Linked DNA regions of Mus musculus: all the other regions are linked to region 1. Evidence: chromatin loops called from intact Hi-C (ENCODE). Cell type or tissue: gastrocnemius. All regions are shown on one strand. Links, peaks and the distances in the headings refer to the core of each region. The heading gives the core; the rest is flanking DNA. Region 1 has its middle 17 kb from the start of Gm35533. Region 2 overlaps Kitl (kit ligand). Region 3 overlaps Gm35206 (predicted gene, 35206).

Region 1 (10,683 bases), core at 1,139-9,138:
AGTGTTAGCATTTTGTCTAAGGTCTGCCCCCACTATTACCTGGCAACAGCCAGATATACCTGACTCACTATAAAAGGGTCTGCTGGCTTCCTCCTCTCCTTCTTGTCTTCTTGTGCTCTCTCTCTCTCTCTCTCTCTCTCTCTCTCTCTCTCTCTCTCTCTCTCTCTCTCTCTCTCCCCCCTTGTCCCTCCCCCACCTTTCTCCCCATCCCCCCTTCCCTCTTTCTCCACATGCTCATGGCCTACCTCTATGTCTCTACTCTCTCCCTTTGCCTTTCTCTGCCTCTACTATCCTCCCAGCTCCCCTCTCCATGCCCTAAATAAACTCTATTCTATACTATACTGGCCATGTGGCTAGTCACTCAGGGGGAAGAGATGCCTCAGTGTGGGCCCTCAAAGTCACCCCGTCCCCCCACACATTACTGAGCCTTCACCAAACATATTCCTTTTCTCCTTATCTTTTTATAAGACACAACAAATAGGTTATATAAAATGCTATGTTTAATTTAAAGGAAAGTTGAGCATCTGTGAGGTTTGGTAGTTTGGGTGGTCCTGTAACCACCACCATGGATACTAATGAATAACTGCGTGGGATGGGTGTCACATATATAAGCACATTAGCTTATAATTATCAAATTATGTCCATGTTCAAAATTATATTTCACTTTATACTGTGATTTCTTTTAGCTCACAGTAAATCTTTTATTTACTTACAGGAAAACTTTAAAAGATTAGTCCTGGAACCTCTAACTAACTTAGTTAAATTTGAACTGCTAAGAAAGATTGAATAGAAAAAATACAGTGACCAAACATCGGTGCACTGTGAGGGAAACATGACAAAATAGCAGGGATAGACGAGTTAACCACAGATCTCCATGAGTCTTAATTCTGCTCAAAGCTGAATCTGGTCTTGTTCAACATTATATTCTCATCCGGTCTTACATATGCTTCATGCTCTTGAAACACTATCTTTGGAAGCAACCTCACTTGCAATGGATTCTTCTGCCTCTGTGAATAACAACGTCTAGAAGAAAGCAACTAGTCTTTGTACTTTTCCCACACTGCAGTAGTCCATCTAATGACGTGTATTTATTTTAATTGTTTTTGAAGAAAAATTTATAGCTTGTATGGGTCAGAGGGAAATCTAAGTGTACTAAGGTGACCTGAAATTCAACCTTTAGAGTCCAGGAAGTCAGAAACAAAGGCGTGGTCCCACCTCAAAGGGGTTAAGCTGAAACAATGCTAGAGAGAGAGTCTGCTGCAGCAGAGGCACAGAGAGCCTGTTGTGTTCTTTTTAAATGAATTCTCCAGGGAATACCTGCAGGAAAAACTAGAACAAACCTCTCCCACCATTGTGCTTTGAAAGCACACTACAATAGAGTAAACAAACAGGGCTCTCCCTCTTTGAGAGTTTTAACTGTTGACTCTGAGGAGGCCAGTTCTTGGGGATGAGCAGATTCCTGGAGGCTTTGTCAGGGATTGTCAAATGCATTCTTAAATGAGTCCCTTTATTTCAGTGTCACATAATACTCAGCCCTGAGTTATCATGAAAAACTAGAGAGCGAGGACATCTGTCCCTCTATCCTATGATACAAATATGTATGGATCAACCCCAGCATTTAAAGACTGTGGTCTAGCATTAAATTTCTTATGACTTCCCAGCTAAGAATATACATCAATTGCAGGAGAAAGAGCTGTATTCACTTTAAGGGAATAAAAATCTAGAAGCTGACAAGTACGAAAATCTTAAAACAATTAAAATAAGATTTAAACAGAACGAAACAAGACAAAGCAGTCTCGAAACTGGGCAACTGAGTAGACTCAATGGCTAAAGTCCTGCAGTGGTGGAGCACGTCTTTAATCCCAGCATTGGGAGGCAGAGGCAGGCTGATTTCTGAGTTCGAGGCCAGCCTGGTCTGCAGAGTGAGTTCCAGGGCAGTCAGGGCTACACAGAGAAACCACCACCACCACTACCACCACCACCAACAATAAGCCCTTGTCATACAAACCCAATGACCTTAGTTCAATACCTAGATCTAATGTGAAGGTAGAAGAGCTGACTCCACCGAGGAGTTGTATTCTGATATCCCCACATGTGCTTTGAAACACACATTACCTCCACATGCATCCACACACATTCACACACACCCAACACAACAACAATACATTGTTTAAAAATTAAAATTCTGGAAACACAAGGTCGGAAAGATGGCTGCTCGGGGGCTAGAAAAAGCTGCTACTCTTGCAGGGCACCAGGGTTCTAGTCTCAGCATTCCATGGTTGCTCACACCCCTAACTAAAGTTCTAAGGGATCCAGGGCCCTCTTCTGGACTCCACAAGTTCCAAGCACACACATGGTATACAAACATACCAATAACAGTAAAACAATTTTTAAAACTTATAGAAACACATACAATTTTAAATTGATGCATACATAAGCAGTACGCAAGAATTCTGAAGATTTAGGGTTTTTTTTTTATTTTTTGTTAGTGCAAATGCAGCATGTGATACAGTGATAATAATGTCTTTGTCATTACTTATAAAGGAACATTAAATGCTCCAAATTTCTTAGCACGTTTTTTGAGATCACAGTGTTGATGGATAAACCAATCAACAGTTTCAAAAATACTGAAAATTAATAGCACTTATACCGAAGAGCTAATTCTCTAGTGTTAGCATTTTGTCAAAGCTCTGCTCCACAGTTACCTGACAATAGTCAGATGTGCCTGGCTCACTATAAAAGGGGCTGCTTGCCCCTCCTCTCTCTGTTGCTCCTCTCTTGGTCTTGCTCTTCCCCTTCCTGCTCCTGCCCTCTCCCCATTCCCTCACCACCCTCTCTCTCCATGTACTCATGATCTGCCTCTACTCCTCTACTCTCTCTGCCTTTCTGTCTCTACTGCCCTCTCAACTCCCCTCCCCATTCTCTAAATAAACTCTATTCTATACTGTGCCATCCTGTGGCTGGTTCCCGCAGAGGCACCCCCTTCCCCCACACCTGACTACAGATACATCAAACATATTCTTTCTCTCCTTATCTTTTTATAAAACACGAAATCTAGTGTTCAAAATAACATCAAACCTAACATAAATAAGCACATCCATATACTATTATCAATATAGAAGACTTGGAATAAGGAATATACTGGAGTCAGAATGAGATGTCCAAAATTTATTAAGCTAATCTTGGGAGCAGTCCATTGTAAAAAGTGCTGTAAGTGTTTGGTTTCCAACCCTGGGACAAGGGACTAAATACCAAAGCAGACCTGGCCTCCAGATTCTCCAAGCATGCCTCAGTCCCTGCCTGGCATTTGCTGCTCTCCAACCTTAAACTTTTCAGTGATGGGCTAGGCTGCCTTTTCCTCAGAGGCTCCTCCCTATATAACTCAACCATTTTGGGAGCTCTCTGTCTCTGTCCCTCTCTCTGTCTCTGTCTCTGTCTCTCTCTCCCTCTCTCTCTCCTTTCCCTGTCTCTCCCTCTTAATTCCCCTCTCTCTCCCTTCTCCCCTTTTCTGCCTCTTGTCTCTGTGTGTGCCATCAGCCTTACCCCCACCCCCATGGTGACTTCCCTTGGTCTCCCACCTTGAGGCCAGTGAATTTGCCTGAGAGCAGCTCCCCAATAAACCTGCCTTTGATACAATCTAATCTGGCTTGAATTGTCTTATTTCACTGGCAGCGGAGAAACAGCCTATCAGTATGGAATTAAAATAACACATAGAGACTTGTAATACATTTTAGAGGAATAAATTAACATGTAAGACATATTTGAAAAATAAATACCAAATAATGCAAATGTTTCTCTTGTAACTAGTAAACTCATCTTCCAACTCCAAAATTTAAAACTGTTGTCGTTTGCTGACACTAAAAATGTCACAGGCTTTTCTTAGCTTGCTCATTTTGTTTTTGATATGGGATCCTCTAATTTTGCCCTGGCAGGCCTGCTACTTGATAGAAAGACCAGGCTGGCCTTGAAGTCGTAGAGATCTGCTTTTGCTTAGGGAGTGTGGAGATTATAGTGACGCCAGTAATTATCATAAGGAACACACAAAATCAGAGTTTATCTCTATTAAGGTAAAGCTGAAAAGCTACTTTTTTCCTGTCTTGGCCTTTGGAGAATTGACTTTTTGTATTTGACCATGTTCATCTTGCAGGTATCTATGGCTAAGGGGCACTTTAAATATTTAAATATTTATATGCATATGTACATGTATGGTTCTATGTGTATTTTATTGTGTCAATTCATAAATAATCATTATGTTGTCACAGCAGATGCTGTGAATTGTACCAATCTTTTTTTCATAATCAACGAGAAAGGCAGGGCTCTAGCTACACAGTCAGCAGCATCTTTGGTTTGGTGTGGTCTGTATTCTCATCTGTCTTTGAACTCCCTGACTCACAATGTTTGTGTTGGAAAGCCTACATCATACTTTCCCGCTTTGCTTTAAAAGTTTCTATACATTTTTTTTCTAGGTATAGCTTCTAAGGCCTCTGTCATCGTCAACTAATTTTAGTGTAGTCTCTGCTTTGCTCCTAGAATTTTATTAAATGCAGGAGGCCCCAGTTTCTACATACAGCGACCAGCTCTAGAGTCTTCAGGGCTGTAGCTCAAATCTAGCTCCCTCTGACTGATAGCTTTGTTCTTTCTCCAAGGTCCTTGCTCACGTTATTTTTCTTTGCTGCTGTAGCAACTAGGAAATGACATTCATTAAAAATATTTAGTGTGAAGCAGAGAATGGAGGAATGACCATCCAGAGACTGCCCCACGTGGGGATCCATCCCATAAACAACCACCAAAACCACACTATTGTGGTTGCCAACAAGAGCTTGCTGACAGGAACCTGATACAGCTGTCTCCTGAGAAGCTCTGCCAGTGCCTGACTCATGGCTCTAACTGTATATGTAGCAGAGGATGGCCTAGTTGGTCATCAATAGGTGGAGAGGCCCTTGGTCCTGAGTAGGCTCTATGCCCCAGTATGGGGGAATGCCAGGGCCAGGAAGCAGGAGTGGATGGGTTGGTGAGCAGGGGGAGGGGGAAAGGGATAGGGGATTTTTCAGAGGGGAAACAAGGAAAAGGGATAACATTTGAAATGGAAATAAAGAAAATATCTAATAAAAAAAAAAGAAAAAATATTTAGTATGTCTTTTTTTTTTTTTTTTGAAACAACAAAAACCATTTTTCGCCCTGGGTAAAACAGATTGAGGAGAAAAATACATCCAGCATGAACATAAAGTATATATCACACATCACAAAAGGATCCAGCTGGAAAATGCTTCGAGACACCACTTACTTTATTAAAATTGCAAGACGATGAAAATGGAAGCTTTTACATGTCTCCTTTCCTGTCAGAGCACGTGACCCCAGAGGAATGCCTGACATGGAAGGCAAGTAGCTTTCCTTGCTGGGTTTAGCTTCTGCTTTTGTTTGGTTTGGTTTGGCTTGGCTTGGTTATTGATTTACTTTTGTATTAAGAAGTTTCGCTATATTTTAGAACTAGGAATTTACATGGTGGACAGAAGTCAGCCTGGTTTGAGAGAAGGGATTGCGAGCTGGCAGGCCATTCAGCACTCACGGAAGGACAATGGTCAGGCACCAGTCTGCGGTCTGCGAGCACTTGAAGTATTGTGCTGAAAATAGAAGCAGGAAGGAACTAACTCTCTCCAATGTTCACTAAGCCGAGCAGCACAGGGCACACAGAGCCCACACAGCTTCTCTACCCTACACCCACGACCCTCCCAGCTTTTCTTTTGCTACAGTGCCTTTCTCACAAGAAGAAAGAAATGTGCATCGCTCACTTTCACAACTCTGTTGGGTCTGGGAAACACACATGTTACCCAGACCAACCTGATGAAATCAGAAGAGAAGTTCTTGCGCCTTCTGGGAAGAATTTCTTCCTCACGAAAGACATGCAAAGATAAATGCCCCCTCCCCCGTTTTGCAGGTTTCCAGATACGATATGATACCTGGGGCTCCAGCAGCACAGAATCGCACACACTGACCCGCCCAGATCTAGCAGCTGCTGAGAGACTCTCTAATCACTGCAGTTCCTGGTCTTGAAATCAAATAAGCATCTAGAGTGGAAGTTGTTTTCAGCTGAGTGTGCTGTTTCTGGAAGTCATGTCCATCCTAGCTGAACATCCTTGGGACAGGCACCACAGTATACCACGGTCATCTTGCTAGCCAAGCATTTTTAGAGAAAGATAACTTTGGCTCAGAAAGATTTGTCCAGAGTCTCCAAAGCTCTGGGAGAAAAGATGTCATGATTAGACTCTGGCTGTGCACCTGGGTATCTCCGGTCTTCTTTGCTTCGCACCACTCCATCCCTGACCTATTATTTAGACTGGAACAGTAGAGGCAGGGATATCTTTGTTCCGAGACTATGGAAGGCACTAGAAGAGATAAGAATTGGCAAAATAATAATAATGATGATAATAATAATAATAATAATAATAATAATAATAATAGGTGTATGACTTTAAAAATGAGACATGTTACATACAATTCTTTTAGAGTTACAATTATAATTAACTATGGGTAACAATGAACCCACTTACAAATAACTATGGGTTATGAATCTTCAGTAAGGATCTCTTTCCCAGTTCTCTTTTCCTTAGTTAACTGAAAGTCCAACAACTTAACTGGAATGGTTTTCAAATCTACCTCTGGCAAACCTTTCCAAGTCTTCTCATTTGAAAAAATACAAAAACACACACACGGAACATAGTTAAAGCAGGAAAGAACTGAGGAAGCACAGCAGAACATCTAGCGTCCATCCCCTTGTAAACCTTACCTGAGAACTCAGAGGGAATTAGTGCAACATTTTATGAGGCCCTCGGGCAGGTGGAGCTGGCTGTTGCTGGAGCAATGGATGGAACCTTTCTGTAGAAATGATTTAGGAAGGTCAAGGATTCTCTTCCTGGGTTCCCCTTCCCTCTACTTGAAGGAAAGAACCATTGTCATTAAATCCTGATCTCCGTCCCCTCTTGTCTGAATGAGCCTTATCTTTGCTACATAGGATTCCCTCTTTGGGAGTTTCTCTCTCTCCCTCTTTCTTTTTATATCAGTAATATCCTCCGGGACAACTAACATAATGTTCATTGTTGATGATTCAAAGTTGAGTCACTAGAGCATGCACAAGTTCAAAATAATAAATTTTCAAAGCTCAAATCCAGGCAAATAACATCTGTGTAGAAATGTTGGCCAAAGTCAGATGGCACCAAAATGAGATAAAATTATACCACATGGAGTCTGCCTTCTATGCCAGCCAGCCATCAGGGCAGGCCATTTGTCTGGTAACCCTAAAATCTGGAATGTGAAAAGGAAATTATTACGGTACACACCCAAGTAGGAAATAAACTTCTGGGAATCATTGGCGTAAGAAAGACTACATAATAGTGTGTAAAGGGTTCAGCCAGTTACAGTTGCTTTCCTAAACATACCTTGATAGAGTAAGCATCCACTGTGGGGAAAAAAAATAAGTGAATCCATTTATCCTTCACTATTTCTGGTCCAAGCTACAAATCCTGGTGGATTAGCCTTATGGCCCACACCTGCCTTCTCGGTCTCTTCTCACACTAACAGCTCAGGCTGTCCTTCCAAGCACCAAACTAAAGAAGCACTCCTGCTCAGAATTCCCCAGTAGTTCTCATGATCACTAAAAGCAAATGTCCTAAGGTTTTATTTCTCTGAGAAGACACCGTGACCACAGCAACTCTTATAGAGGAAAGCATTTAATTGGGGCCTGTTTACAGTGTAGAGGTTTAATGCATTATCATCATGGCAGGAAGCATAGTGACCTGCAGGCAGACACGGTGTTTGAGGGTAGCTAAGAGTTCCACATCTTGAGCTTCTGAGACCTCAAAGCATGCTTCCACAGTGACACACTTCCACAAGGCCACACCTACTCCACCCTTCTAATAGTGCCACTACCTCTGGGCCTATGGGGCCATTTTCTTTCAAACTACCATAATCATAGTTATGAAATTATTTTTGAAGCTCTTCATTTTTCTTCCCTTTTACCTTTTATACTCATCTAATTGTCTCACAAGCCCCTCCAGCCAAAACAATGGTCTCTTGTCAGAAAACCCCACAACACACAGTCTGCTTACACACCGTTGCTCAAATGCATGATCTTAGTAGGATCCTAGAGTCACTCTATTTAAATTTCAAATCTTCCAGTGCCCAAACATTTCCCCAAATGCATTCCTGGCTTCATTTCTCACTGAAGCATCTCACAGCAGATATAATATATTGATTTTTTTTGTTTTATTTTGTTTGTTTGTTTGTTTGTTTGTTTTTTGAGACAAGTTTTCAATATGTCACTCAAACTGGCTTGGAACTCTGGAGCTGTCTGTCTCTTCCTCCCACAAGCTGGAATTACAGGCATGTGCCACTATGTCCATCTAGCTCAAAACATTTCATTGTTAAAGTTTTTGTTATTAATTTCTTTCATTTTTCTTCTGTATTAGTACAAACTCTTCACTAGACTGCTGGATATACAAGGGTATGAGGGGTTTTTTTTCCTGTTATTTATTTATGTAATCAATATTCCATCTAAAGAATATACAATTGACATCAATGGCCAAACATTGTGGGAGAGTCTATTTTGGATGCTCCAACCCCATTGAAGGTGCTAGTTGGATTCAGTTACATGATGTGGGTAGGAATCACATTGAAGAACAAAAAAAAAAAAAGAAGAATATTCCTGAGGCCAGCTAATATTCAGAACTAATCAGGTGTTGCTTTCGTAAGTCACAAATAATAGAACTAGATAATCAAACTACTTAACATGTAAAAGTAATAAACACTTAGGTAATAAGTAAATTAAAATTTTTCCTAGTACATAGGTAATAAATAACTGCTAAACAAGTGTTATCCCAGCTTGCCTATTTACCTGAGACATTGGCTATAAACCTATCAAGTTCCCTGGCTCCAAATAACTTAAACAGAACAATAGTTTATTGGAATTAGATCGAAGTGTTGAAAAACCAGACACCGAAAATGATTAAAAATGAGAGAAGGAGGCTAAAGAGAACACATAGAGGTTAAGAACACTTAATGCTCTTGCAGAGGTCCTAGGTTTTTCCTGCACCCACATGGTGATTCACAACCTCCTTTTATCTTCAGTTCCAGGGGATCCAATTCTTTCTTCAGACCTCTGTAAGTGACTGCACACATGAGCTGCACATGCTTACACTCAAGCACTTACATATATGTATTGAATAAAGAAATAAGTATTTTTTAAAAGAATGAAGGGAGGCTGAGGAGAATGAAGGAGCTGAGGAGGAGGGCAACCCCATAGGGAGACCATCAGTCTCAACTAACCTGGACCTCTGAGATCTGTCAAACATTGAGCCACCAACCAGGCGGCATACACCCACTGATATGAGGCCCCCGACACATATACAGCAGAGGACTGCCTGGTCTGGCTTCAGTAAGAGAAGATGCACCTAACCCTCGAGAGACTTGAGGCCCCAGGGAGTGGGGAGGTCTTGTTGGGTGTGTGGGGGGGGAGGGGGTATGCGATGTGGAACAGTCAGAGGGCGGACCAGGAGGGAGATAAAGTCTGGACTGTTTAAAAAAAAAACAAAAGATTACAAAGGAAGAATGAAGGAATGCTGACGTACAGAATACACTGGCAGAATGGTGCTTGCTGTCCTTATTCTACCTCCAAAAGCATGAACAGGCTCTAAACGCTTTTATTTTTGCACATGTTCGCCCGTGAAAATCATCCAGTCGGACTGTTCTAGATTATGAGACAATAATCCAGCCATGCAAAGCCAGGAGAGACGATGTTTCAGGTCTCCAGCTGCCACATGGGTGAGAAGTCTTGCTCTGCCTCCATTAAAGTCCTTACTCACTTAAAGGAGCTTCAGAGCCCTGAATGGATCTAAACCACAGGCAACCAGAAATGAAGAGGCTCTAAAAAGTGAAAGCCTGAGGAAGTTCAGATTGAACCTATAATTATAAATAGAAAATGACTGTGGTTTGTTCCTATTTTATTTTATTTTTGTAATGTTCTAAATTTCCCCAGTGATATGAATAACTACATTAGTTTATGCCATGACTTTGGCTGAAGGAAATTGATGCAAAACCATAGTAAGTTAATAAAAATTTTAGCCACCAGACATAACACAAAATCATAAGTTAATAAAAATTTTAGCCAGAACTCTATCTTCCCCTTGAGACAAGCTGTGATCTGTGGTCTATCAGGACGCATGCACTAGAATAAGATATGAGTGGACTGGGAGATCTTCAATGAAATGCCTGCCTTCTTCCAAGTAACTTTTATCCAAAGCCCAACACAGTATTGGCCTTGTTTCCCAGTACATTCACACAATAAAACAAGGAACACCAATAGAAAGCAGATGTTCATCTGACCAAACCATTATTTGTTCCTTGTCCCAGAAACTCACGCATAGTGTTAAACTAGAATTATAATTTATTATTCAGATAGTTTTATTTGGTGTGCAAGCCACATGGCCTTCTGTCCTGCAGGCTGCTCTGCAATGTGACTTTTCTTTTTTCTCATCAGACTTGTGTAGTCTTAGGTGGTCTTGAGACCTTTGTGACTTTCAATCCTATTCCTGTCAGTTTCAGAACAGCTCTTGATTTTGTCCTATAGATTGCCAGCTTCAATGTAAGGAAGTCAGAGTTACCCAGTTAAGAAGCAACAATAAAAGCCAGTCC
Region 2 (10,683 bases), core at 1,454-9,453, 100 kb after region 1:
AATAGCAGGCTTCTCTCAATTGCAGAAACACGCACAAAATATGTGGCAAGAAGTCGGCTTTATTTTTACAAGCCTGGCTCTAGCTATCACCAGCCCATACTGAAATTTATGATTTAGCACCCGTCTATGATTAGACCAGCACGAAATCATCTATTTAGTTATTTCCCAGCTTAACACTTGCTTTGCAAAGAGCAGCAGGATTGCTTTGAGCAAGTCTGGCGATCACCAAGCTCAAGGGGGCTGCAGTCCGGAGTGGGACGGCTTTATTGCCTAGAAGCTACCTTCTAGCACTTGGCTCAGCGTGGTAATTATTCTTCATGTCCCCATTTTCAGTAACCCAGAGTGAAGAGTCAGATGTCTGGAGCAGGGTGGGATAGGAAAGGGAGGGGTGTTCTTTTTAGGTCTGTTGTATACAAACTGTAGAACCCTGGTCAAAATAAGTCTAAGCTGTAAACCTCCTTGAGTCCTTTGTAAAATATGAACAAGTGTACCTACTGTGTGTGGTTTCTTCTCACCCTTGTGTGTGTGTGTGTGTGTGTGTGTGTGTGTGTGTGTGTGTGTGTGTGTGTGTGTAGGGGGGATGGTGACATCATTTTGCAAAAAACGTGACAAAAAGGCTATGTACTTTCCTCACAATTCTTGCAAAGATGTTTATTTGTTTGTCTGTTTGTTATTTTTGCAGTGCTGGGAGGGAATCCAGAACTTTCCAAAGGCTAGGCAAGGACTCAAACATTGAGATGAGAGTTTTTTAATTTGTCAGTGCAGGAGGCTCTTTAGTGTTCTTCACTGAATGCTTGCTAAGTGATCAAATGACTGCATTGACTAGTTTTCAAGCTGCTATGACTTTACATTTCTCTTTGCAGAAAACCCCACTACCTGAAGGGACAGACAATGCCCAGGCTTGAGTATAGCTGGTCCAGCATGAAGATACATGTTCTAGGGAGTTCTAAAAAGCATTGGGCAGTTCGTGCTAAAAATGCTTATCAAGCAAAAGAAGGATAGCTGCAGACACTCTCTTGAAATGAAAACCTTATGCAGTATTTGAAAGGTATTTTAAAGAACAAAATAATATACTTTGGACTGACTGATCCACAAAACCCAGAAACAGCACGTGCATAATCAGCATGCTATGAGTATTTATTGGGCTTAGGGGAAAATGAGAGTTGCAAAAGAGAAAGAAACACAAATAGCTTTACATTTACCCCAGGATTACAACAGCTACAGTGAGTCAGCATGGAGAGCACCTGTTGAAAATATGTGACTATGTTGCAAGTTGCAACACATAGTATCAAACTGCATTAACATCACATCTTTCCAGATAGCAAAGTTTTACGTCTTAGGAGTTTATAAAAGCATGTGGAGTTACTATACCTCTTTTTGGTCTACATAACCCTAGTAGAGTTTGTCCACAGCCTAGCATTCCAAAATTTACATAGAAACAAAATTACAACCCCATACTTTTATTCAAAACCCATTGCATGGCTAATAAGCTCAGAAATAAAATAAAATATTCCATACTCTTAATGGCATAGGAATAAGAGTAACATATAAATGAAACATTGCCAAGGAGAAAATTTAGCATGATTTTACATTCAAGCCCCTTTGAGAGTTGCAGAGAGGAAAAAGAGACATCCGTTGCTAAATCTAACCAAGATGAGCCATTTTCTTTTAGCATGCAGGCATAAAACACATACTGAAATGCTCATTGATAATCTTAGCAGCAGCTTGAGGGGGAAATTAAAAAGAAAAATTATCAAGACAACGAGTTGATAATGTCTTTAATGTGGATGATCACGAGTTACCCATTAGCTACCAAAATGCAAGTCAGAAATGTGTGAAGTACATACCAAAACATCCATCCCGGCGACATAGTTGAGGGTTATCATATAGTCATTTGGAAGATTTGCCACCTACAGAGACCAAGAAATGAAAAAGTGAGTAAATACAAAAAGATTTCTTGAAAAAAATCATATATCCAACCTGTCATACCATTTACATCTCATTCCCCTTTGTTGTCCAATATACAGTGCTTGGGTTGTCAATCCACTCATAGGTGGCTAAGTATATACCATACCAAGTACTGGAGACCTAGCCGACCACCCAGGGCTAGTGAAGTCATGGATCTTGGAGGAGAACCTACAACCATCACTTTATTAATTATATTGAGTTTTTTTTGAAAAAACAATTCATAAATTTTGATTTTCAACTGTAACACTGGAATTCCCCTTCGGGACAATTTTCCAATTTGTGTCTAAATAAGTCGCTATGACTTTCAGTGTTTCTCACAGCGATAGGTCAGCATGAAGAAAGAAACTTCTACATACACAAGTTCCCAAGTCACAGCAGATGTACTGCATTTTACATAACAACCCCCACGGTGACATTAACAGACACTCAAGCTGGAGAGCTTCTATTCTTTGTTGATCCTAGGTAAAGTCAGTAAACCTTCAGAAGCACAAGGCTACCTTTTAAAGAAATGAAGACTTTAGAGTTCAATTTAGGAACGTTGGGTTTTGCAATAGGTCTCAGTTCACTTACCTTGGGTTGGACATGGCATGCTTCACCAATCTGTCTAGCTCTTAAAGGCTCTGAAAGCATCTAACACATTTATAGCAATAGTGCTGGAATCAGTGAGTAAGCAATGGGCTGGAAACTAGTGAATTTGGAATTGAGTTGCACACCCTTGATTTTCTTCATTTATAAAACAGAGATTCAGTCTCCTATTACTAGTTAAGGGAATATGCCAAACACATTATAAACTAGGAACCCAAGTTCTTTATTGAGAACTAGCTAGGAAAATGGCATATACTGTCTTTATTCTGTGTCTGATATCTTCATTGCTCCTATAGAAAGCTGGGACCATGTGCATGCTTACAGGGGTGTGTTATCTCTGATAGGCTTTCTATAACATAAGGCATATGTTGCTTCTTGGTCTTGCCAATATAATTTGAAAGCAATTTAGTGAGAAAACGCTAGGCAAACTCAGAAGTGGTCAGAGCAGAGCAGGTCCCATGGTAATACTATTCCATCTCCCGTTCATTTCAGCCTTGATGGACAAATTTAACAATTGCTCTTTCTGCAACTCGTATGATGATTAATAGCAAATCATTTTCAAGTAACATTATTACCTATCCAACACAGCATCTGTGTTTAATAAGTGAAGAAATTGAGACTTAAGAAGACCAAATCACTGAAGTCACTTGCCTCTTGGGTGTTTTATGTGGACTAGAATTCAGGTTTCCTGATGAACTGTGGCATGGCTCAGCAGCGCATGTTCATCTTTTGTTTTTTGTTCTTTGTTATTTTTTGTTCTCTAGCTCATTGCAACAAACTGTGTCCAAGCAGCTATGTGTAAAATGCTACATACTAGCCTGGCATGGTGACACACCTGTAATCCACTTAGTGGCCAGAGAGCACATGGAATTCTCCTCCCTCGTGAATCTCTACCATTATCCATCTCATGCTCTTCCCAATAGTAGAATAGAATTCTCAGGGTCTACAGGAAATACACCCGGGCTCCTCAAGAAAGTGGCGATTTATTTATCTTAGCTCTACACTTTTTATTTATCTTAGGAGTTAACTCTATACTTTAACTTTCTTTTTCTCAACCAGTTTTCCTACCATGCCTTCTAAGTCTCCCTGCCCAAATTCGAAAAGCAAAACCAACCTAGTCATTTTATACAAGCCCCACCAACGAAGGCACACTGTAAACCTTAACAGGCCCAAGTCTGGGCACTTATAGAATAGTTCATGATGGACTAACCATGGAGATTAAAGTCATTCCATGAGGAAAATACACCAAGAAGTGGTAAGTATTCTAAATACAGGTTCTTGAAGATACAATTTACATTACATTATATTATGGAAGTTTAGATTCACTATTTTAAAACCTCAGGGTTAGGGAATATCAAAAGGACAGGGATAAGAGAGGTGCTGGCCAGCTTCATAGTCAGTCCAGAGAAGTTCATTTACAGAAGCCAAAGGCAGCTCACAAAAGAAAACGTTCTATGATCAGGACATGAAGAGCTCCCCAGTGCCAGCCCGAGGATGGAGTCCACACTTTACTTATATTTAACTTCCGGTGGGACTAAAAAAAAACAGACTATTTTTGAATATGGCTTTACAAATTATAGTAAGTTTTCATAGTCACTGTTGGAATCCCATGAGGCATACCTTATTAAGCCAATTTCACAAATGAGGATGAGGGCGGAGGGAGTATGGAGGTATGGGACGCTAAATGGCACCTCCAAGGTCAGAGGCACCAGGAAGACCTGGAGAAGGGGAAAAACCCTGGCTCACTGAGCTCCTGTCTACACACCAAGCTGCAGCGCAAGCTCTTGCTAGTACTTGGCCTTTCCGTTTGCTTTCCAATTACCTTTTGAAGAGGATTTGGAAGACTGAAGCTACAGGTATTTATGGTCACATCGTGCATCATGGTATTACTTTCTCAGCGTTTGCAGTATGCTCAATAAAACCGAGAAAGCACAAATAACCCTGCGATAAATTCCAAGTCTCTGATGTCTATTGATCACCAGGGAAAGTTTTATAGAGAAGAGAGAACCGTGGACTTGAAAGATAGATGTTGCTCAAAGATGTGGAGTTTGAAGTCCAGGCCAACAGCACAGGTTCCGAAGACAGATGGTTTACACTGGATCCTGGCCCATCATCTGCTAACTCAGGTGTGGGAAGTTACTTCAATTACTTCAGCTTTTCATTTCCATATGCCTAAGTGGAAAGTAGACTACAGGGCGGCTAAAGGTTTTAACACAAAATAACTCATGCTAAGGGCTAGCTGGGCATGGTAATGCATGCCTTTATTCCCAGCACTTCAGAAGCAGAGGCAGGATAGTCATGAGTTTGAGAGCCTTGAGCTACATAATCATTATCAAGCCCTCCTAGGTTAGAAGGCAACCCTGTCTCTGAAATCCACAGTAAAGGAAAGAAAAAGAGGTACCTAAGAAAAGGCAGGAAAGAAAGGAAGGGAGGGAGAGGAAGGGAGGGGTTAGACATGGTGTATAAATGATTGCAATAGAGAGCAGCATATTGAATACAAGAGTATCATATATAAGAGACGGAATTGGAAGCTTGTGTCATATTTGAGAGACTAGCTAGAAAAGAGATATTGCATTAGAGACACATTAGGGAGGGATCTCTGCATGCTGCGCTAAGAGATTCCTATCTCCAAGGACTTTCTACTTTGTCTCTGAAAGAGGATTCTGTGGTTAATTACTAAGATTAAGTCTGGTTAGGGTTTCTGGCAAGCAGGGAAGGAACAGAGCAGTAAATTCAGTCTGAGTATTTAGTCTAGATGGAAGAGTGGCGAGACCAGAGATAAGCCTCGAGTTTTACAGTGCTACCAGGGAAGTACCGGACATCTATTCAACATGTATATGAGAGAACAGTCATCTCTAGAAAAGCAGGAGCTAAGTCTGAGTGTTGGTCTTGCACACCGGTAATCGTAGCACTTCGGAGGTAAAGACACGGGGATCAGGGGTTCAAAGTCATCGTGAGATACAAACCGACTACATGGGGTGGTGCTGAGTTCAGCCTGGGCTATGTGAAATCTCTCTGGAAGAGGGAAACACAGAAAGACCAATGAAGAATCAGAAAGGTTTCTTCCAACAATCGATGGGAGCAGATACAGAGACCTACAGTCAGACATTTGGCAGAGCTTAGGGAACCTTGAGAAAGAGGGGGAGGAAGGACTGTAGGAGCCAGAGGGGTGGAGGACACCATGAAAACACAGCCCACAGCATCAACTAAACAGCAGTGATCCAGGCTCACAGAGACTGAAGCAGGAACCATGAAGCCTAAAGGGTCTACGATAGGCCCTCAACATACATTCTGTGGTTGTTTAGCTTGGGCTTCTTGTTGGACTCCTAACAATGGGAATGGGGTGTCTCTGACTCTTTAGCCTGCTGTTGGAACCCTTTTCCTCCTAATGGGTTGCCTAACCTAGCCTTGATCAAAGGGTTTTGTGCCTAGTCTCATTGTATTTTGTTATGCTGTGGTCGGTTGATAGCTCTGGGAGACCTGCTCTTTTCTGAAGAGAAACGAAGGCACAATGCATCTGGAGGCAAGGAGAGGAGGAGATGAAGGTAAATTTTCTGTAGATATCTGAGGTTTGAACATATTCAATGACATTAGGGGGAAAAAAAAACAAATAAAACAACAACAAAACAAACAAACAAGCAAAAAACACCACCAACAACAACAAAAAACAAAACTAAAAACAACAACAACAAAACAGCAAAGGAGAGTGGTTTTTAGAAAGGCTCAAAACTTGGCCAAGAAAAAGTCTTGGCAAGGTAAGTTGGCACTGGCTGCCTCCCAGGCCCTCCAGGTATTTGGACTCAGGAGAAAAGAACACCAAGTCAGGACACTTAACTCCATCTCTGGGTCACTGGTCTAAAATGCATGGTTCTCATGACTCAAATGTTGTCAAGGTCCTTAAAGGTCAAGGAACCAATGGGCACTTGGACATCTGTGACCAGACCCTGTGCTCTCTGTGTTTCTCCTAAGTCCACAGCAGTGACTCATGGTCTCATGGTTTCCTTGGCACCATCTGTAAAATGGTTTCCTCTTTTCAACCCTTTGGGGCCGCGGAGGCGGGGGACGACTGGGGGGGGGTTGGGGAGGGATATGAAGGTCAGGATCTTTAGTCGCATCAGAAGCAGTGACGTTTAAGTATCCGGGCTACAGCAAGGAATGCTTAACACATCCACCTTAGTGGCCCGGCTTCCAGTCCTCCTGCATGCTTCAGGAAAATCCTTTTTTTTGTCTTTGGATAGTTTTGGTTTTCCTGTTAGTTCTGTCTAAAATCCTAACTAGATCAGCTATCATAGTTTTTTGTTTGTTTGTTTGTTTGTTTTCAAGGATATCTGGGTGAGTTCTAAAACAAAACAAAACAAAACAAAGAACAAAAACAAAACAAAACAAAAAACAACAACAAAACAAACAACAAAAAAAAGCAGCAACAACAAACACAGGAAACCAAGGAGATAAGTCAATTGTGATTTTAAAATTAAGATGACTTCAGAAAACTTGCCTCTTATTAGTTCAACACCCAAATGATAGCCACTGTTTCCTTTCAAATAGAACAGGTCAATTTTTTCTATGTGCACATGGTACCATGGATCCAATCCAGTTCCTTATGTATGCTAGTCAATAGCTCTACTAACCCCAGCCTAAGACATTTTTTAAAATCTACTTTACAATGACATGATTTGAATATGGTTTGTTCCTACAAAATTAATGCTGGACTCTTTTTTTTTTTTTTTTGCATTTATTTGAAACTCCCTGCCCCCTGCAGCATGTGTGTGTATGGTGTGTGTGTGTGTGTGTGTGTGTGTGTAAATCAGAAGATGGCTGTGGGAGTCAATTCTCCCTCATACCTGTGGGTTCCAGGGTTCAATTTAAGTAAGCATTGTTGCTTATCAAAGTAACTCAACAGTCAGTCACACTGAAATTTAATCTCCATTATGAAACACGGTGGGAAAATGTGAGAGCTTTTAGAGGTAGCTAGGATTCTGTCCTTAAGAACATGGACTGTATTCTAAATATAATGCATAGATTAAAGGGTTCTCTTAAGAGTATGTCTGCCCTATAAGCCAGCCAGACTAGGTCTTTGCTTTCTGTCTCTCCTTGTGGTACATTGCCCCTTCTTAGGACTATTCCAGATAGACACACTAGATGCAGTTTTTGGCTTGGACCAGAAGTGTGAGTCAAATTAAAACTCTTCATTACTTTCCAAGAGTGAGATATTGTGCTATTAGCAACTGAGACAACATATATGTATCTGTGTGTGTATATATGTGTGTGTATATATATATATATATATATATATATATATGCTTATACATGTTATTATATATTACTGTATATATCTTATGAGTATATATAAATATATCTTATGATTAGATATATATAGCTATATATATCTTGTGAAAAAATATATATGATGATGATTCCAGCTAAATTATAGTAATTGAGCTTCTAAATGCAATAGCTTCCCAATCACCATAAGATAAGTTGGTTCAGGAAATAAAATTCATTAGATTAGCCTGGTAATTCATAAACAGCAGCTGGTTCATTTTCCTCAGGCTGCTGGCAATGCGTCATCGATCATGAACATCAATCTACCTCAGAAAACGTTTTGAGAAAGACAAATCATGATTCAGCAGATATTTAAAGATGAAACAGAACAGCTAGGAAGAATTCAAAATTCACATTTGACTAAATGCCCTCCCCCCAAGTGAAGGGACGAGAGTACCACAAATGAGAAGAATCACAGGGAGAGCAGGCAGGAAGAATCCACTTGAACCAGTTTAATATTTGGATTCCTTCTTAAACGAGCACTGAGACACTTTCAACACCACACTGCAACTATCCATAGACGTTTTTAAGTTTGGCTCATCCTTATCCCAGTTACTTGACTCTTTCCTTAGGTAGGTCTGACTCTGCCATTGAAAACAAGTCTTGCAACATTTTTTTTTTCAAAAACAAAGCAAAATGTTCTGTAAATAGATGAACTATTATGCTAAGTAAACATGCCAGAAGAATTTCAAATAAAAGCCATGGGGACCATAGGGGCAGTACAAAATGTCCAAGAAGAAATTAAAAAAAAAAAAAAGTAAAGTGATAAATCATATGCTTCTTTGGCATGAGTATCACCCAAGCAAACATAGAGTCTGTGGCACAGGGCAAGCTGCCACCTACTGTAAAGACAGAGCTGGTAGAGAGCACAGAGCAATGATCTCCACTGGAAAAACCAACTGTGAGCACATAGCAAGGCAAAACAAAAAATCATAAAGAAGAAGAAAGAGGAGGAGGAGGAGGAGGAGGAAGAGGAGGAGGAGGAGGAAAAGGAAAAGAAGAGGAGGAGAAGAGGAAGAAGAAGGAGGAGGAGGAGGAATAGGAGGAGGAGGAAGAAAAGAAGAGGAGGAGGAGGAGGAGGAAAAGAAGAGGAGGAGAGGAAGGGTTACACCTATAAAACCAAGTCCTCTTCTTCCATACAAATCCCTATTCCCTTTTGTCTGACAAGATTGATTTATTCTAGGCAGTCCAACCTAATGAGACATCATTGTGGAGTAAAATGATATAAAGCTGAGAAGGACTGTGAAATTCTCTAATCACATAGATTTTCCTGGGGCCCCTGACTTCTCTGAGAAGTGAGGAAAGCTATACGTGGCTCCTTCGGACAAAAAATGGACAAAAAGCATGGGAGAGTACAATGTAGAGTCTGAAGTGTTAAGGACCCTCATCACATCCATGTTTCTCATTTCTGCATTCAGTAGTTTGCCTATGGACTGATGAACAGGTAGGTATTCGATGGTACTCAAACCACCCCATGGCCCCAGCTTCCACCAAGGTATTCAGTCCTACCATCCTTTAAATGAAACTCTGCAATGATCTGCTACCTCAGGAGTCACTCCTGTTGAAGGAATGAAGCTAATGGATTAGCATAGGAAATGCTTAACTTCTTTATAACCGGGAGAAACAGAGGCCAGCCCTGCAGTTTCTGGGCAAACCACCATCGACTTGCACCGTCCAGGAAAACATGAAGCTTCCTGAACCCACAGCCACAAGCTGCACCTCAGCACTTCTGCACTGGGAACCACACAGCTCCCCGAGAGATTGCTGGGGCTGGGCTCCTTCTAGCCTACAAATTTGGGTTAAAGCAGTGGCTTTTGAGCATTCTTTCAGAAGCTCAAATCTACGTCAAGCCAAGTTCAATCTGGAAGCATGGATGTATAAACAAAAGTCGAAAGGCTTGGTGGCTCTAGGAACCACTGACAGCTACTGTCCCTGAAGGCACGAAGAGGCAAAGGGCCCTGGGGGTCCCCTTCAGCTCCCTTACACTTTAGTTTCCTTTTATGTTTATAGATAGGTCATCTCCACATTCCCTTGACACCCAGTACACTACCACCACCATAAATGGCAAATGGCACTTGTCCAGAGACTCCTCTATTTCAACTCTCATAATCATTTGCTAAGATTACGCATAATAAATTTATTGTAAATGGCAAGAAAACTGGGACAGAGAGAATTTATGTGATAATAACTGGCTTAAAAAAAAACTTGTTTAATATATATCACAAAGTGGATACTGAGATTTAGAAAGGTAACTACTTACCTAATGTAAAAGAGTGAGGATGTAAACACAGACATACCCAAATTCATAATGTTAGCCAGGGTATACATGAGCACAAATTGGATCCTATGCTATGCTGTGAAAAAATTTAAAGAGTAAGTGCATTTATTTATTTATTTATTCATTCATTTATTGTGTGTGTCTGCACACACACACATGTGCACACAGCCATATGCCAGAGTGCTTATGTGGAGGTCTGAAGACGACTTATAAATGTCAGTTTTCTCCTCCCTTATCGGGGAGCCAGGGGTAGAACCTGAGTTGGTTGGCTTGGCTTGTCAGCAAGATCCTCCAGCTGCAGAGCCCTCTTGCTGGCCCTACTGCTTATGGTACTGGTACAGTGGGGCACTCACACTGTAGGCTAGAGGACTGACTCACCAAACTCGATCAATAATTTTCTGTTCTCAGAGGTTGGGTTATACTTTTTTGTTTCCTCCTCTATAAAATACAGGCTGCAGATGGCATCAGTCTTTATTCAGGAACAAGGGATCTTCAGAGCCTGCTATTCCTAACTTGACTTACTTTCAAAT
Region 3 (10,683 bases), core at 1,130-9,129, 330 kb after region 1:
CCCTCTTCCTATTACAACTCCTTCTGTGTTCCTCTCTCTCAAACTTACCACCTCTTCTTTAATTATATGTGTATGTATATATTATATATGATGTGTATATCTATTATATATATATGTGTGTGTATGTATATGTATATGTATATGTATATGTATATGTATATGTATATGTATATGTATATGTATATGTATATGTATATGTATATGTATATGTATATGTATATGTATATGTATATGTATATGATGTATAACCTGCTGAGTCCATTTAATGTTTCTTATACGTATTTGTTTAGGGCTAACCTCTGGGGATTGGGTAACTCATCAAAGACTCATGCATAGAAAAGTTTGATTCTCCCTCTGTTAGTAACCATTAATCACTTATAATTCTTTCTGTAAGGGTAAGGATTTGAGACATTTCCCCAGACACCCTGGCACACGAAGTGATGCCATTGCACAAGTTTTGTTTCTGTGACTTTCTCTCTGAGATTTCATGGTCAGCTTCCCTGCCACATATGGAAGACACTATCCCACAGCCAACTTTCTGGTCTTCTGGCGTTTACGATTCTTTGTCCCTGTCTTTTGCAATATTCTCTGACTGGGAAGTGTAGGGGTTGGGCTGTGGATGTATTACTTGGGGTTGGGCACCCCATGGTCAGTTCTTCTCTGCCTTCTGACCAGTTGTGGATTTCTGGGGTGGTCTTCACCTGTGGTAAAAGGAAACATCTTTGCTGGGAGATGAGTGCTATAATTATGGTTGTTATAAGGACCAAAATCTGGAGTGCAGTTAGAAATTATACTGGTTCAGGAAAATGGCAGCAGTGGGCTCTCCTCTAGGGTCTGTGACCACCCTAGCCATGAGGAGTTAATTTGCAGTAACCATGGAAACTAGGGAAGTTAAAAAGTGACCATGAGGGTCAGGTAGGAGTGGGTGAGGGGTGGGGGTTGGTGGAAGGGTGTGTGTGTGTGGGAGTTCTACAGAGGGAGATAGAACATAAATGTCACCAGATTGGAAATGAGAAAAATGGGGGCAGAAAATTTGATTGGGATGGGAGAAAGAAGGTAGCACAAAGGGAAAGAAAGGAAAGAGAGATAAAGAACAAAAAGACATTTAAGAGAGACATGGGGAAACATTTTCTATTTACTTAGAATACATTAGATATAACTAATATATATATTTATATTTTATATTTATACTTATATGTTTTATTTGCACATGTATATATTAACATGTACAATTTATATATAAACAATGTATATTAATAGTTTATGTTTGTATTATGTTTTATTTATACATGTATACATTAACATATATAATTTATACATAAATAATATATAATATATAAATATGCGTACATTTAAATGAAGGTATATCATTTGGCATCTGGGGTGATAATGCTTCCCACAAGAGCCTTAGACTATCTAGCGAAACACTCAGTGCGAGACATGGGAAACATGCCTTTGAGTTGTTGGTCACAGGAGTAAAAAAGACTCTTGGGAAAGATATGTTATTGCGTGGATCTCAGAGAGCTCGCATAAAACAGCATGAATTCTAGGACACATGCGCATTGTAAGACTTGTAGAAAACCAAGAGAAGGAACAGCACAGGCAAGCTGAGGAGTGACATCATGACGAGATGTCCCTGGTAGCTGTGTGCCTCCTGTCCTCACAGGAATTCCAAGGAAGGGGCAAAGTCTGAGAGTAGCTTTTCTATTAGTGCTTCTGGCTCCCAGAGAGATACTTGTAATTCTATTTGCCTTCTTAATATACCATTTGTCTTACTACTAACATCCTCGGCATACCTTGAATATATATGGACTGTCTAAACACAACAACTGCCAGAAAGCATCTTTATTTATAAATTCAATTTAACGGTAACACATCAAAGATTTCTTGATGGATTTCACTTTTCCCTCACACCATGGGTCTGCCTTCTTAAATTTTGAAAAACATTCTTTCTCTTCTGTGACAACCTGAGAAACAGCGCCACCTTGGTTGAAAGTGTATTGCCCTTACACCCTTGCCTAGGGTCCCTTGTTCTTATGTGTGTTGATTTAACCTGGCACATTGCCTACACTCTCTGTGATTCTGCCCTATCGTATCACAAACTATAAGGCAGCTGAGCTGGAAGGCTAAACCTCTCAGGGCTCTTTTTGTTACTCTGGAAAGGGCCAAATTACAGGAATGAGATGAAAATGATCTCCCTGCATGCACCGGCTACACTCCTTTGGTTTTGTGCAGAGGCCCCCAAATCCAACCACAGGATGTCAGTGAACTGAGTATCTAAATGTGCTTGTAAGAGCTAGGGCTTAGGCCACCTGAAAGTATCTGGTGTCTCTTTTATTTTTTGGCGAGTTTGCAGATTTCCTTACAAATAGCACTACTTTTAAGTGCTTATGCTATACAATCAGTTCATGTGAGGACATACATTCCTTCCTCAATGCTTTACACCTTTTAGAGATTTTAAAGGCCAGATACGCTTACACTCTCCACAGTACCGATGGTATTAAATGGTCTGAGATTGACTCATATTTATATAAGTCCTCGTATTATAACTTAAATGCTGCAACCAATCTTCTGATCCCTGACACTTCCTAAGTTACAACAAATGGCCTGCTATACTATTTGGGACATCAGGAATCTAGAATCACCTGACAAGTTGGAATATATACTTCATTTTGCTGTTTTCCTGGGAGGGTTAGCTCAGCTCTGCCAATTAGCTGGCAATATCTAGCTCCCTCCTTTCTTTTTATTTCCTTCTTCACCTCAAACATGGCTGTCCTATTAGTCAGCAGTCAGTAATTTTTGCTTTAAAACAATAGTTCCCAGCTTTTTCCTTCTCAACAAAATGTTATATATGAAGATGTATACAAAAGTCTTCACTAAAATAGGTTTTTTGTTTGTTTGTTTGTTTTGTTTTGTTTTGTTTTGTTTTGTTTTGAGGTTTATGGGAGAAAGCAGCCCTAAGTAAGTTCTAATTGAGGAATTAAGATTCTTGGAAAGGGTAGAAAATGAAGGAGGGAAGAGACGGAAGAAATAAGGAAAGGGAGAAGGGAGCAAAGATGTTAACGAAAGGAAGGACCTGGAGTCCGTATCCAGCTACATCTCCAGGGCAGATTGTCACTGCCATACGTTTTGTGAGGTCCTCTCTGATAGCCAAGAAGAGGCAGATAACTTGGCCAAGCTCTTTCCCCATCTGAAAAAGCTGCCCTTATACGACAGAGTGTTAAGTGCTGGAGCAAAAACTTGAAACAGAAAATCACAGCAACCTTAATTTAGAAAATTAAAATCATTCCCAGAATCCAAGGCATTTGAGACCACTACTAATGCGTTTCCTGCCTAAAAAACACCCTAAAGCAAACAGACTAATGAAAGCGATAATACTTTTAATAGTTATAATTACAATGACCCTAAAATGTAGAGCTTACTTACTCTCCACCAGTTACTGCAGTAGGAATTTTTTAACATATATTCTCTTCTATTCTAACCCTAACAGAGCCCAATGCATTACTTTCACTTATAGTATGTCATTGAGTAGTAGTGCACACCTTTAATGGCAGCATACAAGAGGCAAGGGCAGGTGCATTTCTGTGAGTTCGAGGCCAGCCTGATCTACAGAATGAGTTCCAGGACAGCCAGGGCTACAGAGAGAATCTCCGTCTGGAAAAAACAAACAAACAAAATACAGTAAAGAAACTAAAGCATGAAATAAGGAAGTTATTAGTTAATGGTCTTAGTTTCTTCTCCTATTGCTGGGAACATCTTATGTCCTCAGAAAATTTTTCATTCTGGGTAAAGAAAGGTAGCTGGTGAAGCCCTGTAGACTGTGAACATAGTTTTACTGGTACCCCTGGCATCATTCCAATATCAGTTCCAAATGGCTGTTATCAAGCATAGAATTAGGATATCTCTTAAGAGGCACAGCAAAGGTCCTTATTACTGTCAATCACAAACATTCATGCCTAGAGGAAACTCATTATAACTGAGTTTAAGAAATTCATACCCCAAAGAACAAAATATACCACAGTTAGCATTTAACACTTCATGACTGTCCTCCTCTGTAGAAAAGCCAGCCCCAGTTTTCCCAGGCAGATGGGCCTTTTTTTGTGAAAGACTGAGACTGCATCGTGTACCAGCTGAGAGCCAACTAAGGCATCTGCCCTGAGACCCCGAGTGGCCTTGTTTTTGTCCCTGGTTAGTCTGTGGGAGCAGCAACTCCACTTGAGTTTCTTGTTGTTTCACAGGCACTGATACAACACAGACTTCTTTCTAGTCCTTCCAAAAGCCGCTCTTGGCAACAGACACTGGTATACACAAAGACATCTACATCTGGTAAGGCTTGGCAGGAAGTGGAAGGGATACATCCATCAACATCAATGACCGCTCTCAGTAAATGAAGTTCTATGGAAGAAAACTAAAGCACTATATGAAAAATCCATAGTGTGTTAAAAGCTCAGCTGACCTGTCCAATGGATTCACACACTCCTGAGTGTCTGCGACATGCGAGGCACTTCTCTTTACAAGCTTGAAAGGGTAGAAATCAATAAAGACAAAAGTATTAAAAGCGCTATGTCCTAAGTGCCTTGAGACACAGATTGACTCTGATAGTGAAGGTTTTGAGTAGGAGCGAGCATGCTAACACATCTAGGAAGTAAAGAACTTCAAGGCAAAGGAAATAGTGTGTTCAAGGCTGAGGCAACAAGCTGGGTTTGGTGTTCTGAGAGAATCTCAACTCTGCGACTCAGATCCAGTGTTAAAGTAGCGGTAAATCCCCCTGAGGGTAACCTTTTGGTCACAGGAATGGAATCTCTGACCTGGTCTCACTCTTTTAATATTCCATTTGAGTCGGGTCAATCACTTAGCTACGATTTACCTTAAGCTATGATAAAGGCATAATTAACCCCTTAAATTCCTGTCCACAGTATAGTCTCTACGAGCTGAGCAGTCATGAGAATCATCTGGGTCTGTTCACCTTTCGCAGTCCTGACTCACACAGCGAAGTTTCCTCTCCACTCCTTTTTCTCTGTTTCTTGAAGATGCTGGCAAACATCTATGTATGCTTTATCTGAAATTTTGGGCTACCTTACTCCTCCTCTAACCTACTCTTGCCTTGAGGCTGTGCTTCCCTGTGGACCTCTCTCCCAGAAACTCAAATGTCATGACATTTCCCTTCCTCTTCTCTATTCTCCTCCTGGGTAGTTGCTTAGATTTACAGTTTGCTTGCCCTGGGGAGTTGTTCTTTTAAGCTCTTATAAAATTTCCCCCACACTTCTATCTTTATCCACCCTTAAATTATCTTATTAGTGAGTTAATGAGACTAAGAGCCCTAATAGGCAACCCCAATTTTTTGGTATCATGTGGCAAATAAGAAGAAACACCCCAAAATTCCAAAAAAAAAACATTAGCAGGAGTGAAATGACCTGCAGATAAAATTGAAACAGCTAGTAGCTTTTGAAATGCCTTTTGGTATCAGCTTTTCAAGGCTGTGTTCAAGAATGCACAGAACATGTAGCTGTGACTTCAAGAACAATGATGTTTATTAAAGATGGTTTTCATTGAGTATTCACTGTGTTCTGGATAGTGTGTCATAAGCCTTTACTTGGATTGTCTCTGGACAGCATGAGTAACCTATTACCATGGTGGGGAGAATGTGTTTTCTAAAACATAATCAACAATATGTTACCGAGAAGAGGGGCGTTGGAGACCTCTTTAAAAACTGCCATAAATATAGCTGATTCTAGTATTTATTTCTATATTCAATGTGACATGTTGGTAGTGGCAAAGTTTATCACCTTGTCTTATACCAAGTTATATGTGTGGGTGCAGAAATAAGATAACAAATAAATAAATGTGACTGGTACTTTTGTTCATTGAGCACGTGGTTTCTAAGGGATGCAATGCAGTAACCATGGTTATACCAGCATCTCCTGACTGATGCTCAAACAGCAAGTGTTCATGAAAAGCAGTGGGTACAGCGAGAGCTGCTGGCCATGGACAATGCTCTAGTATGGTGAACCGAGAGCTGCCTGGCTTGGAGATGTTACCACAACAGGACCATAAGCAAAAAGGAGAAGTATGTCTTCACATCTTTATTTTAAAATGTTCATTTTTAAAAATAAAACTCATTAATAGCAAACTCATACTAAATCAATCAGCTAACAGATGGGAGCTTTGGATTCAAAACAGATTCTTGTCTTTCTTTCAGCTGGCAATTAGACATTTTGAAAGCGTATTCTTAAACTATGATGTGTCAAAATTTTGTGGTTTTTTAAAACAAAACTGTCAGGCAGCAAAATTTATAGACTTACCTAATTTCTTATTATTACTGCCTTTGCTTTTTATTTCTCAAGCAGTTTAGTTTTTTTTTTATTTTTCATTGTAGTCATGGTAGAAAATTAAAAACACATATTTTTACCTTCAAAAATTATATAAGAATCTTTTAAGAAGATCCAATTTTATTAATATATTTTATTTAAGGCAATAAAGTTCTGCTGTCTTAGTATCTATAATGATAACAAAAATACCGTGTGTGAGTTCTGGAAACATCGGGAATAGTGCTCTGGATAGTGTCCCAGGGACCAGATATTTTAAAATGTCAAGTTCAATGCAAACTGATATATTCAAATGACACTCTGTGACTTCCACTCTCAAGTTTGCATTTTAAGCTACCATTTGTACTACGACTGATCCCACCCACTTTCATGGAGTAAGGAGCCAAGGACAATGAGGGAGACCTGAGGAAAGACAAGTCCTGACAAGTGGAGTGATACCCAAGCTAGGTAGGTCTCTTCTAGTCTCATCAATGGAACCCGCTTCTTCCTTATGTGAGTAAAAATCTCATTTAGGAAGTTGTTTCTTTTGCTTTCTCCAAGTAAGATGGAATGTGAAGTCAGCATCTAGGAATAAATAAGAATAGTTTCTTGTGATTATTTTATGAGAATGCCCCGCTTTCTATCGCTCATATATTTGGTCACAAGGGACTGGAACTGTTTGAGCAGGACGAGAAGGATTAGGCATTAGAAAGTGTGGCCTTATTGGAGTGTGTGCAGCCTTGTTGGAGAAGTATGTCACTTCGGGTGGGTTTTGAGGTTTCAAAAGCCCATGCTAGTCTCTCGATGCCTGCAGGTCAGGATGTAAATACCTCAGCTCCAGCTCCAGTGTGATACCTGTCTGCTTCTTGATGATAATGGACTTATGCTCTAAAATGGAAAACAATCTCCAATAAACGTTTTCTTTTATAAGAGTTGCTTTTGTCATGGCATTTATTCACAAGAATGCAACTTCAACTCATAATACATACACACACACACACACACACATATACATATACATATACATATACATATACATATACATATACATATACATATACACATATATATTGACACACACAGACACACATACATACACACATATATACACACACATATATGCACACACACACATACACATGCACATATGCTTTTCTTTGTTTTGTAGTCAACATTCTCAGAAACACAAGAATACAAACGATAAGTGTCCCTCAAAGAACCTCATTCCCTCTCTTTCCTTCTTCATCGACAGCCAAGTTCATCTTAACCTACTAGAAAGCGATCTTTCTTCGGAAATATGGAGTCTTTTGCAAAACCAATCCTAAAGAGACTTCTTTTTAGAAATAGAGGAAGAGGGTAGAGGACCCTGGTAACCAGAAGCCTGACCTATCCTCAACCGAGCTCCAAACTGGTGTAGCCTTCGGGGTTGACCTCAGTTATCTGAAACCGTTTGTCTGTCTATGGAACTGGGATGAAGCGTGCTTAAAGGAATACCAGCTCAAAATCAAACCCAATAAGTGAACACATACACAAACTTGGCTCAGATAAATATTCAGCTACGTCCCATCATTTATTACTTTATTTGAAGGTAGCTGGAAGGACAACATTGGCATCAGCACAAAATTCCTGTGACTCACTTTTTCACAATTTGTAATGAAGATTATAGAGCTCTTTATTGGTACATTTTCATATCTTAATATCTCTGTGCCTCTTTATTGCTTTGTGGTGAGAAGAGGTGCTCCTTTGCCCTAACATTCTGAAACTCCCTTCAGACTGGATACTTTGACTTTAATTTATGTGAAAAGATTTCATTGCTTTATTTACAAAATGCCCTGTTAAAACACGGCTGTTCGTAATTCAGCCTTGAACATGGGACTTAGAGATGTGGGGCCTAGGCAATGGACTGGCATTTCAAGATAGATCTGAATTGCTAAGCACTCTGAATTGAAGTTTTTACAATTCCACACTGCATTATGGAACTGCAGATATCATTATAAGAGAGACATACTCATAAAGGAAAATAAACTCAAGTCTGGGGTCTTCATATCAGCATTGGTCTGTTTAATAAATGTCCAGGACTCACAGATACAAAATTGAGTGGTTCTCATTGCTTAATTTCTCATGGCCATAAATTGTGTTTTCTCTTTAAAATATAACCAAGTGATGTTAATATGCTACCAGATGACTCTAACTTTCATAAGCTTATTAGAGTTGAATTGCATCTTGGACCCACTTGGCCTCCCTTTTTCTGTCTCCTTGCTTTTCTTCTTCCCATCTATCTTTATTGTTTTCAAGTTTGTTTTATATACTTCTCTTCGAAATTTTAGGATGGCTTAAAAAAAACAGTGAGTCTAGAAAGGTACAAAAGTCAGTTTAGACCGAGAGAAAGGAAGGCTCCGTTTCTCTGTCTCAAAGACACATTTTTAAAATTTTTTTATTTACGAAGAATCCAGTAAGTCTATTCAAAATTGACTACACGGTGAGCTCATCTGCAGGAAGGAAAAAAATTGCTTATTTTCAATATCTTCAATATAGTTATTGACTTATAGAGCTAAGCACCTCATTGATTTGTGCATAGTGTATCTACATATAGTAAATAAGATTGCTTTCAGCACCCCTCCCCCACCTTCCCAAAACATTCACCGAGATAGCATGTTAAATAGATGTTAGGATGTACTCTCAACCTGTGATGGAGGGAAATTCTGCTTGGTGTTTACTCAGCAAATATTTCTGTCTTAATTGCCAAGATAATTGGAATTCAGCATATGAAGCAGCAATTAGCACATCCAATATGGTCACCCCGCTTTGCAACATCCCCTGCTATGGTTTTCCAGCCATGTATCAGAGAGAAGCAGATGTTTCCAGAGTCTTATTATGCATCACAGCTGTATTGTGCAAGACCAGAATATAACTGCTCTGGATGCTCTGGCCCCACAATGTACCCGTTTAAAAATGATTATCATTGTCATAATCCTAACTTTGGGCAAAGGTTCTGTCAAATTCCTTGGGTTTATTTGTTGGCTTGCTTATTTAAATTAATGCTTTTAGAAATCGCTCTAGCAATAGTAAATCTCACTCTCACATATGTTTGTGGAAAGACTGCTCCTAATGTTAAAGAATCTAGTGTACTGATGCCATCTGGTAAATATTAGAGTAGAATAGATAACATCGTGTGCATCTGTAATGTAAATGCATTCTGTTGTAGACGTGTAAGGTTGGAGAAAAAGACAAAGATTTTTGTCATTGTCCACAGGATACATTCATGGCTCTGGGTTAGCAGGAAGTGGAGGATAGAGCTGTGTGCATGTTTCCCGGTTGCCACCCTTCTCCTCTGCCTGGACATCCACATCTTGCTGCGCTGAATGGATCTTCCCTTTCCGACATTCATTGAATATTTTCCCGGGGCTAAGGCTCTTCAGTGCCTTCCACACAAGTCGGCTGTCTTCCTAATGCTTATCCAAAGGAGCTCCTGTCCAAAGCTGAAAAGATAATTTGCTGGATTAATGAGAGGTGGTGCCAGACCGTATGAAAAGTTTTCATATATTTCCAAGGGCATTGTGGATTCTATTTTTGTTTTAGATTCAGACTTTAAAGCTCATTCCCAAGTGAGATATTATGTTGTAAATCTATCATTTAGTATTCCAAACTGTAATTCAGTGGAGTACAATCTATAATTTTGTAATACATATTAGGAGAAAATTACAGTGGGAGTGGGAAAACAGACCTGGCTATTATCTTTAAGGTGCCAATAAACATCTCATTTGCACTTTTTAATAGTTTAACCAAGACATTCAAAACATTTCTTAAATTGACACCTAATTCAAACCCTAAGACTCACTAGGTCTTGACACTGGGGCACTTGGGATTTTGATTTAGTGACAGTGATAATTGATGTATGTAATAAATGCTATCTATGCCTACATAGAGAAGTTGAGCTATACATTAGGAAAAATAATATGCTGTAACTAGGAAAAAATATGTGAGCCCTCACTTTTTTCCCTTAAGCAAATAAATATTGTGCTTTTTTTCTCTCAATTAGTCTAACACCATCATTACAAACCACCCTTCCTTCCTCCTGAATATATTTACTGTTCTTTGTTTTATCACCACAATTTCCTATTATCATCCTGATTTTCATTAATTTTTCCAGCTCCATATGGGTCTTTATTTGTGTATATATGTGTGGTGTTGGGGGAAGCAGTGTGTATTCATATGGAGGGCAAAGGTGGAGGTCATATATCTTCCTCTTTTGCACTTAGGGGTTTTTTGGGGTTTTTTGTTTTTTGTTTTTTTGTGTTTTTTTTGTGTTTTTTTTGTTGTTGTTTTGTTTTGTTTTTTAGAAACCCAATCACTCACTGATAACAGAACTAACAGATTG

Evidence for each region. A loop is a pair of places that touch in the nucleus more often than their neighbours do. Peaks named below come from ENCODE experiments on the same cell type or tissue, not always from the same donor. Only the 100,000 strongest peaks of a DNase experiment are listed, where the experiment ranks them.
Region 2: it touches region 1 in a loop (2.6-fold over the local background); 2 of 42 quality-filtered maps call a loop at or near these places.
Region 3: it touches region 1 in a loop (2.3-fold over the local background); 7 of 42 quality-filtered maps call a loop at or near these places.

Annotation. Positions count from the first base shown.
Region 1 is chr10:100,155,354-100,166,036 of GRCm38, reverse strand. No RefSeq gene overlaps it. Among named protein-coding and RNA genes, the nearest start is that of Gm35533, 17 kb to the right of the region's middle. In gastrocnemius, for the core only: no CTCF peak of the experiment used is centred there; a DNase peak (open chromatin) is centred at 4,912; H3K4me3 peaks cover 792 bases; H3K27ac peaks cover 4,625 bases.
Region 2 is chr10:100,055,311-100,065,993 of GRCm38, reverse strand. Kitl (kit ligand) reads right to left here. Exons shown (of 10, transcript NM_013598.3): 3 at 1,848-1,910. Among named protein-coding and RNA genes, the nearest start is that of Kitl, 45 kb to the right of the region's middle. In gastrocnemius, for the core only: no CTCF peak of the experiment used is centred there; a DNase peak (open chromatin) is centred at 6,333; H3K27ac peaks cover 273 bases.
Region 3 is chr10:99,828,625-99,839,307 of GRCm38, reverse strand. It overlaps Gm35206 (predicted gene, 35206), which reads right to left. Exons shown (of 5, transcript NR_155868.1): 5 at 8,726-9,784. Among named protein-coding and RNA genes, the nearest start is that of Gm35437, 69 kb to the left of the region's middle. In gastrocnemius, for the core only: no CTCF peak of the experiment used is centred there; no DNase peak of the experiment used is centred there.